Regions from separate parts of the Homo sapiens genome. Here region 2 is linked to region 1. A link is a contact called in ENCODE Hi-C or POLR2A ChIA-PET data. All regions are on one chromosome and are shown on one strand. The core of a region is the stretch at or near the end of the contact, and the rest is flanking DNA. Distances in the headings are between cores, read along the strand shown.

The links. A loop is a pair of places that touch in the nucleus more often than their neighbours do. ChIA-PET counts read pairs that join two places held with the same protein, here RNA polymerase II (POLR2A). Pooled maps may share reads with other maps.
Region 2: a loop to region 1 is called in a map of CD8-positive, alpha-beta T cell, with 17 times the contacts of the local background. The contact joins the promoter of MIRLET7A1HG here to the promoter of SPTLC1 in region 1. A Hi-C loop is called at or near these places in 4 of 168 maps with a recorded cell type or tissue (CD4-positive, alpha-beta T cell, CD4-positive, alpha-beta memory T cell, CD8-positive, alpha-beta T cell and 1 more), 2 of 37 single-sample maps with no recorded cell type and 16 of 50 pooled maps. POLR2A ChIA-PET finds 5 or more read pairs at or near these places in 1 of 52 experiments (activated CD8-positive, alpha-beta memory T cell).

The regions. Positions count from the first base shown.
Region 1 is chr9:92,113,057-92,116,933 of GRCh38, reverse strand. SPTLC1 (serine palmitoyltransferase long chain base subunit 1) reads left to right here and starts at 1,521. Exons shown (of 15, transcript NM_006415.4): 1 at 1,521-1,620. The coding sequence starts at 1,564. RefSeq lists an enhancer at 959-1,018.
Region 2 is chr9:94,163,531-94,167,703 of GRCh38, reverse strand. It overlaps MIRLET7A1HG (miRlet-7a-1/let-7f-1/let-7d cluster host gene), which reads right to left and starts at 1,446. Exons shown (of 5, transcript NR_170278.1): 1 at 1,323-1,446. RefSeq lists silencers at 722-791, 1,022-1,821 and an enhancer at 1,517-2,081.

The sequences.
Region 1 (3,877 bases), core at 272-2,771:
AGCACTACATAAAATTTAAAATTAAAGTATGATGAAAGAGCAGAAACAACTAGGCGGCAACTGAGCAAAAATATTTTTCACATATGAAACAGAAAAATATAAGATATTCAGAATGTATAGAGTTCCTACAAATCCATAAGAAGGCAAAAATAACCAATAGAAAAATGGATTAAGAATATGAATTGGCGATTCATACAGTCTATAAATGCCAATAAACATATAAGAAGCTGCACAACCTCATGAGTAACCAGAAGCATCAATAATAAAGGATAGTGAGGTATCATTTTATCTCCATTAAACTGGCAAATTTTTTTAAAAGATTGATAATATCCATCATGGACTAGAGCATAGAAAAACTTCCAAATTATTTTAATTGGTTGAGCCATTTTGGCAGTACTTATCAAAATTAATAACGTGCATAGTCTTCAGATATATCCCATGTTGAAAAAACTGGTCAGAAAAACTCCAACATGCACAGAAAGATATACACACAAGGAACATCGACAGTTATGGCAGCATTATTTGTAATAGGGGAAAGGTGGGAACAACATAAGTATTCACCAATAGGGAAACGTTTACATAAAATGGAACGATGAATATACATAAATTATTCCATGGAAGTCTTCAGCCATTAAATATGAGATATATTAGGAAAAAAATGCTAGAAAAAAAATTTAAAAAAAGTTGTAGAAAAGTCTTGTCCCTATGATCTCAATTATATTTAAGAAATCCAATCCAATTAAGTATGTGCGCGTGCATACTGTTTGCATATGCATTGGAAGGCTCTAAAAGGTTCTTTACCAAACTGCTATATGATTTAATACCTGCAAAGCCTTGGCCTATGTCTGACAAAACAGGAAGTGCTATATGGGTTGGCTATTTTTGTGTATAATTATGCATTTCTTAATGATAATGCATTGCTGGATTACTTATGCTACTAAACGTAAACGTATTGGCCAGGCGCGGTGGCTCACGCCTCTAATCCCAGCACTTTGGGAGGCCGAGGCAGGCGGATCACCTGAGGTCAGGAGTTTGAGACCAGCCTGACCAACATGGAGAAACCCCGTCTCTACTAAAAATACAAAATTAGCCAGGCGTGGTAGCCCACGCCTGTAATCCCGGCTACTCGGGAGGCTGGGGCAGGAGAATCGCTTGAACCCGGGAGGCGGAGGTTGCGGTGAACCGAGATCACGCCATTGCACTACAGCCTGGGCAACAAAAGCGAAACTCCGTCTCAAAAAAAAAAAAATAAAGTAAACGTATTGCAATCATTTTAACTCTCTGCGCCCAGCTGATGACCAAGTGTAAGGCCCGTTCATTACTACTTTCTCCATCCTGAATCCAGCAGGGAGGGTAATAGGACACAAGGTAAACAATTCTTGGAAAAACTGCGGCATCCCACCTGACCCCGTCCAGCCTCCTGTCAACCAGTGCGCAAGTGCGAGTAGGCGGTGCCCAGCGCTCCGCCGCCCCGCCCTCTGCGGAGGTGATAACGACACTGAGCAGCGACGCGCACTTTTGGGACGCGCTTGTGACCCGCCTTCCGGAAGGAAGCGGCTAACTATGGCGACCGCCACGGAGCAGTGGGTTCTGGTGGAGATGGTACAGGCGCTTTACGAGGTGGGCTCCGCGCCATTAGCGGTCCGCGACCACACCCGGGCCCGGGGAGGGTGGGAGGACGCGTGTGGATTTGTGGCCTGAGACCTCGGCGGGACTGGCTCGGTCACGCCCAGACTCGGTGCCTCTTGCTGGAAGGACTGCCGGGAGCTTCTAGTCCCAGCGGTTGAGTGTAGGGAGGAACGGGCGGGGGCGGGGGCTGGGACTGAGGGTCTCGGTTTGAATTCTTATGCTCCGGGTCCCCTGGAAGCTCCGGAAAGGAACACGTGTAAGGGGACGCAGGAGACAGGTCTGCAAAAACCAGAGTTTAGACGGACGATAAAACGGAGTGGTGAAAATGAGTGGAACACCTTCGTCTGGGAAGGTCCTAAGGAAGTCAGCTCTTTGGAACTACGGTACAGTTCGTTGGGGAATAAAATTGTAATAAATTGGAGTTTGTTTTTGTCGAAAAGAAATCAAGTGACTTAGGATTTGTGAATAAAAAATAGTTTGTCATTCTTCTGCGTACATCAGTTTTCTGTCTTATAAAGATACAACTAGTTTAGTCGATTTTTATTTATTTATTTTTGTTTTTTTTTTTTGAGACGGTGTTTCGCACTTGTTGCTCAAGCTGGAGTGCAAGGGCGTGATCTCGGCTCACTACAACCTCCGCCTCCCGGGTTTAAGCGATTCTCCTGCCTCAGCTTCCCAGGTAGCTGAGATTACAGGCATGTGCCACCATGCCCGGCCAATTTTGTATTTTTATTAGAGACGGGGTTTCTGCATGTTGGTCAGGCTGGTCTCGAACTCCCGACCTCAGGTGATCCGCCCGCCTTGGCCTCCCAAAGTGCTGGGATTATAGGCTTGAGCCACTGCACCTGGCCGTAGACTTTTAAAGGAAGAATAGTTAAGAGTTTTTTGAAGCCTAGTTATTTCAGATACATAAGATAATAAGAAACCAGAATGTCAATCTTAGTGTTCATTCATTTAATAACTGAGAGTCCCCGTGCTGTCTTGCAGAGCTATTCATTGGGCACTGAAGAACTTATTTTATTTTATTTTATTTTTTAAAGACAGGGTTTCACTCTGTCGCCCAGGCTAGAGTGCAGTGGTGCGATCAGCTCACTGCTGCGTTGACCTCCCAGACTCAAGCGATCCTCCCACCTCAGACTCCCGAGTAGCTGGGACCACATACCACCATGCCCAACTAATCTTTTTTTTTTTTTAATAGAGACGGGGGCTTGCTGTGTTGCCCAGCCTGGCCTCGAACTCCTGGCCTCAAGTAATCCTCCTGCTTTGGCCTCCCAAAGTGCTGGGATTACAGGCATGAGCTACCACACCCAGCTGCAACTGAATTTTTAATTTAACTTAAATAGCCACGTGTAACTTAGTGACTGTCCACATTGGACCACACAGATCTAGATGCTAGGGATAGTGCGGTGAACAAATAGGCAGAAGTCCCTGTGCTTAAAGAGCTTACATTCATTTCAAGTGAATTTCACTTTACTTTTGATGATTTAATATCACCAAACTTAATATCACCGTCTACTGGTAGGGGTAATGACAGTGTCTTCCATTGCAGGACATACTGGGAATTTTATCTTGAAACAGCAGAGACAGCAGATGTGGCTCTGTCTTATGCTCATGTATTAAGTGATGCCCAGTATTAGGTTAACTGTAGTGACCTAAAATGAGCCACTAAAATTGAATGATCTTTTTTATAAATGATTTTTTAAAGAAATGGATTATTTTCTGTTAAATGTTGTTTGCTCCCTTTTTGAAGACTGACAGTAGTGTAACTTCTCATTCCCCGAAACTGTCCAACAGTGAGACTTGGGAGAACTCCTGTATGTAACATTTCCTGGGAAGGAAAAGAAGTGGTGTTTGTGATTTTTATTAATTCACTAGAGAGAGAGTTTCTCAGCTTTTCTTAGGGTGATTTCTTTTTGGAGTGGGCTCTTAACTAGTGGCTGGGGCAGATGTTTGCTTGCTAGAATCCAACTATTGAGAAAACTAAAAGGGTATTTAGACTTATTCATAAATGAATTGTATTTAGGGGGATGAGCAAATTTTAAAATTCATCATAAACTTCTTACTCCCAAATCCTATGCGTGTTGAATGTAGAATTTGAGTAGTCTTGTATAGTGTACCCAAAAAAGAACCACTGAAATTAAATAATCCGATGGTTAATATTGGGATTCTGTGTTAGATTTTATTTATTTATTTATTTGAGACGGAGTTTTGCTCCTGTTGCCCAGGCTGGAGTGCAGTGGTGTGATCT
Region 2 (4,173 bases), core at 197-2,696, 2.1 Mb before region 1:
TTTTACTTCCCTAACTACACATACTTCCCGAATATACAGTAAATAAAACCAGACCCCGCCAAACACCAAAAGAATTCTGGATATAAACAATTATTTCCTAAACTACACATAAATTTGGAATTTGACATTCAATGTTCTTATACTTCAGGCCAACAGAAATAAATGCAAAGGAATGCCACATGATGCTTTAACTTTAGGAACTGTATGCCAAGAAAGCAGTATTATCAATGAAGTTAAAAAGCAAAACTCAACCAGTCTCCTGATTTACCTCAAAATTTTAACATTCACTGTCTTCCCTGCCTTTTTCCTGTCTGCCCGCCCTCTCGTTAGTCAATTTTTTAAAAACCGGTAAGTTGAAGAATACATACCATTACCTCTGACACAGAATCTACTGTAAAAAGTTGAAAGACCGAAGGGCATTACTGGCCAAGGACATACAGGTTACCACATTCCTCACACTAGAGCCCGCCCGGGAAGTTTATTAGCAAGCCTTCTGAGAGGCACTCGGTTCCAAGAGTTTGCAGCGTCGACTCAAAAGGCCAGCGCTGTTTCCGGTGACACCGAGTCGCAAATCTCCAAGCCCCGTCCCCCGGGATACGATTTCCTCCCGCTCCCGCGTTCCCCTCCCCCTCGCCAAGGACGGCTGCCGCAGCGGACCTCCAGCCGCAGCAGCTGCTTCAGGAAGGGAGGCTGCACTTGGCCGCGGGGAGCAGGGGCATGCAGCCAGCCACGACTCTCCCGCCCTCCCCGCCCGCGCCTTCCCGCCCTGTCCCCCCGCCCCTCGCACTTCCTACCTTCCCTCCTTCATCCCAACCCCCAAGGCCAAGGTCTCCCCGGCCCACAAACTTGATAGCGGAAGTGACGTCAGAGGCACCTGGCGGCGCCTACAACCAGTCACGCCACAGTCAGAGGCGGCGCCGGCCAACAGGCGCCGGCCGGAAGGCGGGCCTTCCGCCCGCCCCAAGTTTGATTGAAGCGGGGGGAAGGGCGGGGTAAGGAATGTGAAGAATGACCCCCCCTCCCCCGCCCTGTCGGTGAGGAGCTGGGCGGGAAGCGGAGGGGGTTGGAGCCGGCCCCGCGGCGGCCACGCGGCACCCCTCCCCCGTGCCCCGAGCGCCCGCGACTTCCGCTAGCAGCCCGCCGGCCCCCCGGGGCCACCCGCCCGCTGGAGGGGGCAGGCCGCCCCACCAGTCCCAGCCCGCGTTAGCCGGACAGGCGCGGGCCGGCGCACGGCTCTCCCATTCTGCCCACCCGCTGCCGCGAGTCTCCGCGAAATAAAATGGCGACGGACCCGCGCTCGCTGCCGCGTCCGCCATACCCACCTCGCGCTCGCGGAGAGGGCCGTCGCGGCCGTGGGAATGCCCCGGCCCTCGCGCCCGTCGCTGCCGGGAGAGCACCGCGCCAGGACCCGGATGGAGGCGCGGGCGGGCGCCGCCGCGGCGGCCTGAGGGAAAGCAGCGCGGTCGCCGGGAGGCCGATGCAGGGGCGGGCGCCGCGGAAAGCGCGCAAGCCCATTGGTGAAGCCGTCTGATTGAAGTGCGCGTCGCTCTTTCGCCTTGGCCTAGCTGAGCTCGTCCGTCCCCTCACTGGAGGGCGGCGGCTGGGCCCGCCTCGCGCGGGGTGGCCACCGTGGGGGAGGCGGGTCTGGCCCGCCCACCAATACCATCTCCTTCTTTCCTAGTGGAGGGCTGAGAGAGTGGCGGGGGTGGTGTCCTCCAGGCCCTGCCCTTTGCGCGTGATGGGCTGGCTGTGTCACGTGGCCGCTGAACGCGCTGCCCGCGGGGCGGGGCGGCTGCTTTGCTCCCTCAGGCTCCTGGGGGCAATTTACACGTGCGCGACCCGGAAGGTCCGAACGCTGTCCAGCGTGCAGCCTCTGGCTCTTTTCCGTCAACTGACCCTGTTCCCTCCAGGAGGCCTTGGCCAGGCCTCCTGGAGTTCTGTGCCTCAGTTTGCTCATCTGTCAAATGGAGGAGTTGTGTCCGCCCAACCTTTTACTTTTATTCCTTGACGTTTTGGGGTCTGAGGGTTTTTTTGTTGTTTGTTTTTTCGAGACACGGTCTCTCGCTCTTTCTCCAGGGCTGGAGTGCAGTGGCGTGGGTCACGGCTCACTGTAGCCTCGACATCCGGACTCTAGAGATCCTCCCACCTCAGCCTCCCTGAGCTTTTTTTTGTTATCTTTTCCAACCCATGTTTTGAAGATTTTTGTCTTCAAATGTTTTTCAAAGCAATCCTTGATTTTGTTGTTTTAAAATTAATCCAAAGCCCAGTTCCTCCATCCCCATTACAACTTTCACATGCTAGGACTCTGAAATCACTAGTTAAGGTGTCGTTTGAGGTCTCTGCCAGTTTTAAGATTTTATGGCTGGGAACCGCAAGACCTGGGCTGTAGCTCTGCTTTTTGTAATTCATTGTGACTTTGTGCAACACTTTTAAAAAAGTGGGTCCTTGTCTGTAATAGAACTATGGGAAATAGTACTTGACATGCTGTACGTTTACATTTATGATCTTAGGTGGTGGTATCAGCTCCCCTTTTAGCACTCATATTAGTGTATGCAATAAGTGCCAAAGGAGTTTGTTTCGTTTTGTTTTTAATGGGGACTTTATTTTGTGAGCTAAAGTGAACAAGAAACTAGAGGGGGGGAAACTTGAGCTTAAGCCATGGGTAGGATTTGGGGAGGACTTCTTGAGGTTAGAAGATATATTGAGAAAGGAGAGAGCAGGCCCCAGAGCTAGATCGAGTACAGTTCAGGGGAAGAGTGTGGTTATGCTGCAGGGGATGTGGAACTCTTCAAGGGCAGAAACTGTTTTGTTCCTGTCTATGCCAAGTACCTAGCACAGCAGTAGGGTAGGATTAAATGATATCTAATAATGATGAAGTAGGCTGAGGTGGGAAGAAAGCATTAGCAAATAAACCAGGATATTGTTGGATATCAGAGTTAAGAGGTACTGTGAGCCTCAATTAGAGGTTGGTAGTAGAGGCTGGTGGGCCAGTGTGTTTTAGAAGAAATAAGAAGCCTTATAGCACTATGAGCCCTTCTGACATTTTCTTCATATGTTCATCGGAAACTTCTTGGTGAGTTTGCAAAAGTGCATATGACATACATTACCCTTTACCTTCCTATCTGTGCTTCATTTTTTACCCTTGAAGGTCAACTAAATGACGCTAAAGTAGAATCCATTTGGAAAATGTTAATGGATTTGACAATATAAATGAAAACTGAATTTTAAAAACTTTGAAGTTAAAAGACAAAAATTGGAAATATTGTAAAAGTCTAAAAAAATCTCTAAGAGACAAAACATTAATTTGAATGTCCAGTGGTTAAAAGCAAGGATCTGGAACCAGACTACTAAGTGTGAATCCCAGTTCTGCCTCTTCCTAGCTGTACAACTATGTACCGGGCAAATTGTATATCTTTTCTGTGCCTCAGTTTCTTCATCTATAAAATAGGGATAACAATACTTACCTTACAGGCTGTTGAAAAGATTAATATAAACATCTTAAGAACTAAGAACAGTGCTTGGTACACATAAGTACTACATAAGCATTTGCTAATATGTTATCCTTAATAAAGTGGATTTTTTTTTTCAAATCAATAGGATAAAGTGAACACTCCTATTAAAATATGGACTGTTTAAAAAGGATGTGAACTGACAATTTACAAAAGAAAATGGCCAATAAATATGAAAAGATGCTCATCCTCACTAGTAATCAAATAAAGACAAAGTTTTAAACAATGAAAGCTTTCTTATCTCTTAGTTGATCAGTGGCATTGTAGAAGGAAACATTGGAGGCATTAGTATAAATTTCTGCAAGTCTAGGGGCCAATTTGGCAGCAAGAATCGGAATCTTTGAAAGTGTTCCTTAATCCAGCATTTTGCCACTGCTAGGAATTTATGCCTAGAAAATAACAGGACAAACATACAAAGATCCTCCACAGGCTGTTCATCATCTTGTTTATAGTAGCCTCAAATCACAACCATCTACCAGTACACCATAGGTGACTGCATAAATTACGGTCCAAACATGCCATGAAAAGGTATGATCGTGGCCAGGCGTAGTGGCTCACGCCTGTAATCCCAGCACTTTGGGAGGACGAGGCGGGGGGATCACTTGAGGTCAGGAGTTTGAGACCAGCTTGGCCAACATGGTGAAATCCCATCTCTACTAAAAAT